2 separate regions of the Homo sapiens genome follow, and region 1 is linked to region 2. A link is an interaction called in ENCODE POLR2A ChIA-PET data of the cell type or tissue named here. Cell type or tissue: K562. All regions are shown on one strand.

What was found. ChIA-PET counts read pairs that join two places held together with the same protein. Peaks named below come from ENCODE experiments on the same cell type or tissue, not always from the same donor. Only the 100,000 strongest peaks of a DNase experiment are listed, where the experiment ranks them.
Region 1: POLR2A ChIA-PET joins it to region 2 with 6 read pairs; 10 of 35 experiments call an interaction of 5 or more read pairs at or near these places.

Annotation. Positions count from the first base shown.
Region 1 is chr16:30,940,811-30,943,310 of GRCh38, forward strand. It overlaps FBXL19 (F-box and leucine rich repeat protein 19), which reads left to right. Exons shown (of 11, transcript NM_001382779.1): 8 at 1,306-1,469; 9 at 1,565-1,726. Among named protein-coding and RNA genes, the nearest start is that of ORAI3, 7.0 kb to the right of the region's middle. RefSeq lists a silencer at 1,200-1,329 and an enhancer at 1,754-2,500. In K562, a CTCF peak has its summit at 1,298; a DNase peak (open chromatin) is centred at 1,311.
Region 2 is chr16:30,804,234-30,806,733 of GRCh38, forward strand. All of the region lies in intron 1 of LOC124903679 (a long non-coding RNA gene), which reads left to right. Among named protein-coding and RNA genes, the nearest start is that of ZNF629, 18 kb to the left of the region's middle. RefSeq lists silencers at 1,215-1,274, 1,415-1,504. In K562, no CTCF peak of the experiment used is centred here; DNase peaks (open chromatin) are centred at 1,368 and 1,788; H3K4me3 peaks cover 1,519 bases.

The sequences.
Region 1 (2,500 bases), 140 kb after region 2:
CGCCCGCCACCATGCCCAGCTAATTTTTTGTACTTTTAGTAGAGACAGGGTTTCACTAGTAGAACAGCCAGGCTGTTCTCGAATTCCTGACCTCATGATCCACCCACCTCGGCCTCCCAAAGTGCTGGGATTACAGGTGTGAGCCACTGCACCCAGCCCACTGCATGTTAGATAGTCTGTTGAGGCCTGTGGAGTGCTCGGGTTAGGAAACCTGTTTAATGTTGCTTAGGACTCGTTCATCTTTGTAGCTTCAATACTTGGGACCTATAACGCTTTCTATAATCAGAGTGAATAAATGAAATGCTGTAGATGAGGAGGTGGGGGAGAGTGGTCAGTGGAAGCTTTAAGTAGTTACTAGCTTGATTCATTCATTACAAATGGGCAGCTGGGTGCAGTAGCTCATGCCTGTAATCCCAGTGTTTTGGGAGGCCAAGGCAGGAGGATCGCTTGAGGCCAGGAGATCAAGACCAGCCTAGGCAACATAGTGAGACCCTGTCTCTACAAAAAAATTGTTTAAAAATTAGCCAGGCGTGGTGACATGTGCCTGTGGTCCCAGCTACTCAGGAGGCTGAGGTGGGAGGATTGCTTGAGCCCAGTAGGTTGAGGCTGCGGTGAGCCTGAGTCCAGCCTGGGTTACAGAGTGAGACCCTGTCTCAAAAAAAATTTTTTTTCAAAAAGTGGAAAACGCAAATCTGCCCTTGTGGAATTTACATTGTAGTTGGAGGAACACAGTAATGTAATAGGGAAGATATTAGGGCTGTAAGTCCAGCTGCGGGCAGCTGGCTGTCAAGATGGGACAGGTGTGGATCAGAAGCAGAGATGAGTAAAGGAGGCAAGGACCCATGAGCACCAGAACTCAGTCAGGAATCAAGAAGCCCAAGGGTGGCTGGAGACGACTGGATAACACCAGTCCCCTTGGCATGACATCAGGCAGCATGCGTGGCATTTGTGTATGTGTTGGGCAGCACACTTTCTATGCTGGGAGGCCCACAGCTGGGATGAGCCCATGTGACCTGACAGCTGCCCTGTGGGCAGGCAGAGTGGGGGGGCTATTGCCTTCAATCATAAACGAGGCTTCTGAGGCTCAGGGAGAGGAACAGACTTGCCCAGGGTCTCATTTCCAGTTAGTGATGGAGTTGGGTTCCAATCCCAGTGCTCTTGGCTGAGGTCAGGTGCTTCTTGCTACCCTGTTGTCTGTGTGGCCAGAAGAGAGCTGGGGTGCACCCTTGGAGCTGGGGAGCCTGGGAACTGTGGGCTGCTGAGAGCTGAGGGCTGAGGTCTCTGTCTCCCCCCTATGGCCGCCAGGTGCTATGACAAGCGTCTGTGGCCTCGAATGGACCTGAGCCGGCGGAAGTCACTGACCCCGCCCATGCTCAGTGGTGTGGTTCGCCGCCAGCCCCGTGCCCTGGACCTCAGCTGGACAGGTGTCTCCAAGAAGCAGCTCATGTGGCTTCTGAACCGACTACAAGGTAGGGTGTGTGGTACGGAGGACAGGGTGGGGACAGGGACAGGCCTGGGATGGAGTCCTCACAGCACCTGCTTCCTGACTGCCCCCTCTCCGCAGGCCTGCAGGAGCTGGTGCTCTCTGGCTGCTCCTGGCTCTCTGTCTCTGCCCTGGGCTCAGCCCCACTGCCAGCCCTGCGGCTCCTGGACCTCCGCTGGATCGAGGATGTTAAAGACTCCCAGCTCCGGGAGTTGCTGCTGCCTCCACCAGACACCAAACCAGGTGCAACCTCTGTTTGCTTTTCTGGAGAATGGGCTGGGCAAGGGTAGGGTAGGAGGCCTCTCAGGTCTCTTCTGACTCATGCTGGATGGTAAAGTATTTGAAGAAAGGAAAGAATACATGAGTTTGAATAGGAAGGCCCTGGTTGGGCATTATTCATTCATTCACCCACCTGCTGTGTACTTTGAACTGAGTCTTGAAAGGAACAGGGTTTTCCCAGGGAGTGTGAGACTCAGCAGTTTGGTGGGGCAGGAGGCCCATATTGGCAGAGGGGGATGCTGGGAGCAGAGGCCATCTCTCTTCATCTACTTAAATCTCATCATCCTTTAGGCCTGGGTATAAATGCCACTTCCTCCAAGAAGCTCTCCCTGATCCCACCCCACATTGAGCTCAGAGTCCCTCTCAGCTTTGAGAGCAGCCCGCCAGCATAATACTGGGCAATTGTGGAGTGCCTTGATGCACATCTGTGCCCTCCTGCCAGGGTCTCCAGCTCCCTGAGGGCAAGCGCTGGCTGGTCCCCCAGCACGTTCTCAGTGGCTGCTCCATAGATAGCTGTTGAATGAATAACTTGAATGAGCAATCAGGATGGGAGAGGTCTAGTTTGAGGAAAGATTTTCAAAAGGAGATTTGCAGTCCCCTGAAATAAGATAATCCTTTTGTTTGTTTTTGTTTTTTGAGACCATCTGGCTCTGTCACCCAGACTGGAGTGCAGTGGCAAGATCTCGGCTTACTGCAACTTATGCCTCCTGGGTTCAAGTGATCCTCCCCACCTCAGCC
Region 2 (2,500 bases):
CTAGGATTACAGGCATGAGCCACTGTGACTGATTTTTTTTTTTTTTTTTTTTGATACGGAGTCTTGCTTTGTTGCCCAGGCTGGAATGCAGTGGCGAGATCTCGGCTCACCACAACCTCTGCCTCCCGGGTTCAAGCGATTCTCCTGCCTCAGCCTCCCGAGTAGCTGGGACTACAGCTGCGTGCCACCATGCCTGGCTAATTTTTGTAGTTTTAGTAGAGATGGGGTTTCACTATGTTAGCTAGGCTTGTCTCAAACTCCTGACCTCGTGATCCGCCCACCTCGGCTTCCCAAAGTGCTGGGATTATAGGCATGAGCCACCGCACCTGGCCATTAACCCGTTTATTGTTGTTGTTGTTTTTTAAGACGGAGCCTCACTCTGTCGCCCAGGCTGGAGTGCAGTGGTGTGATCTCGGCTCACTGCAACCTCTGCCCCCTGGGTTCAAGCGATTCTCCTGCCTCAGCCTCCCAAGTAGCTGGGATTACAGGCGCCCGCCACCACACCCGGCTAATTTTTATACTTTCAGTAGAGAGGGGGTTTCATCACGTTGGCCAGGCTGGTCTTGAACTCCCGACCTTGTAATCCACCTGCCTCGGCCTCCCAAAGTGCTGGGATTACAGGCGTGAGCCACCACGCCTGGCCTAACCCGTTTCTTAATCCATAAAATGGGAATAATATTAACATTCCCTTCACAGAATTGCCCTGAGGTTATAGAGATAAGGTGTGTAAGGAACCTAGCACACAGAAGGCTCTCAGTAAATAGCAGTTATTACTATCATTTTTATCATGTTTCTTATTCTCATGTCTCAAACGTGACCCTCCACCAAAAGTTCTTTTATAGCAGAGTATAAATAATGGAAAAAAATGATATATAGCTTTTTTGTTTCCCCTCCAGACAGTGTCTCACTGTCACCCAGGCTGCAATGCAGTGGCGTGATCATAGCTCACTGCAGCCTCAAGCCTCTGGGCTCACGCTATCCTCCCGCCTTGGCCTCCCAGTGCTGGGATCACAGGCGCGCGCCACCACGCGGGGTCCAGCCTCTCTTCTGAGTGCTGCACATGCATTAATTCATGGAATCCTTACAGCAACCCCTTGCAAGGAAGAAAGCTGTGACTCAGAGAGGTTGAATAACTTGTCCGAGGAGCTCAGCCATGAGGCGGATCGGGGATGGAAACCCAGGCCGTGGGCCCTGCGCGGTTACAGGCATTCAATCCTCCAAATGTCCCCAGAGTGACTAGCGGCCATCATTCGGCCCTTCTCAGGAGGAAAGCGAGCGAACACCTCACGCGGCGACGGCCTCCCGGAGCTGAAGGGGTTATTCCCACTGAGACGCGGTCGCCTCCGCTCCTAGAGAGGCCCACGGAGGGCGCCGCACTTCCGGCCTGGGTCCAGCTTTGGCTCCGGCTCCCGCTCCTGACCTGCTGCTTCCCGGGCTGGCGTCCGGGCCGGCGTCCGGGCCCAGGCGACCGGGGCCTCCGAGCTCAGAGGCAGTGCCGAGGACCGAAGGAGGGGAAGGGATTCCCCAAAGGCATCCCTGACTCCCGAATTCCAGCAAGGGAGAATCAGGCGCTGGGGAGGCAAGGAGAGGGCCGCGGCTCTCCTCGGGGGCCGCGGGGCGCGACTCTTCCAGGACCTCGGCTGCTTTTCCCAGTAAAGCCCAGGCGGCCCGAGGCTGGCCGAGGGAGCGACCCTCTCCTGCCTCTTCTGGAAGGGCCGCTTCCCCGCCCTGCTGTAGACCCCGAGCTCCCTGGGGGAAGGACCCGCTCCTTCCATCCTCCACCCTCCCGAGCACCAGCCTGGGAAGGAGGGGATCCCAGTTCCTCCTTAGAGGCGACTCCTTTATCAAGTCTGATTTAGACATGGGCTCGTCCAAGGTCGTTCAGCAGCGAGTAGCGGAGCTGGGGCTGCACCGAGGAGCTCAGGCCCCACTCCGTGTTGCGGTCAAGACCAGATTTTGGGGTCAGCTTCTCAAACTCAGCACTACCAGCACCAAACTAAACTACCTGGCCCCTCCTCCCGAGAGAGGGTTCATTCTCAATCAAATCGGAACCTCAGTTTTTCTCTCCTGCTTTCCGTCCGCTTCCCTCGTCCTCCCTTGACCATACTTTTATGCTTCATCTTTTCCATCCAACCCGTCTTTCCAGCCCTCCCTCAGCCGTACTGCCGCAAACCTGTGTCGTTGCAACAACCTGCAACCTTGCCTGCCTCTCCCTTTTATTTCACGTGAAACTCCACTACAAGGAGTCCCCAAATCCTTGCCTCAGGCCACCCCTCGTTCCAAAAATACCTTTTAGTGATTTACTCACTGCCTGTGAGTTCAAGTCAAAACTCAGCTTGGCATTCAAGACGATTTGAAACCTGGCTCAAGCCCACCTCTCAAGAGGATTTGAAACCTGGCTCAAGCCTACCTCTCTAACCTGATCTATCTTGGTTCCCTAAGTAGAGGTCACAGATTGGCAGATGCAACTGGGAAATGTGTTTCAACTGGCAAAGAGTGT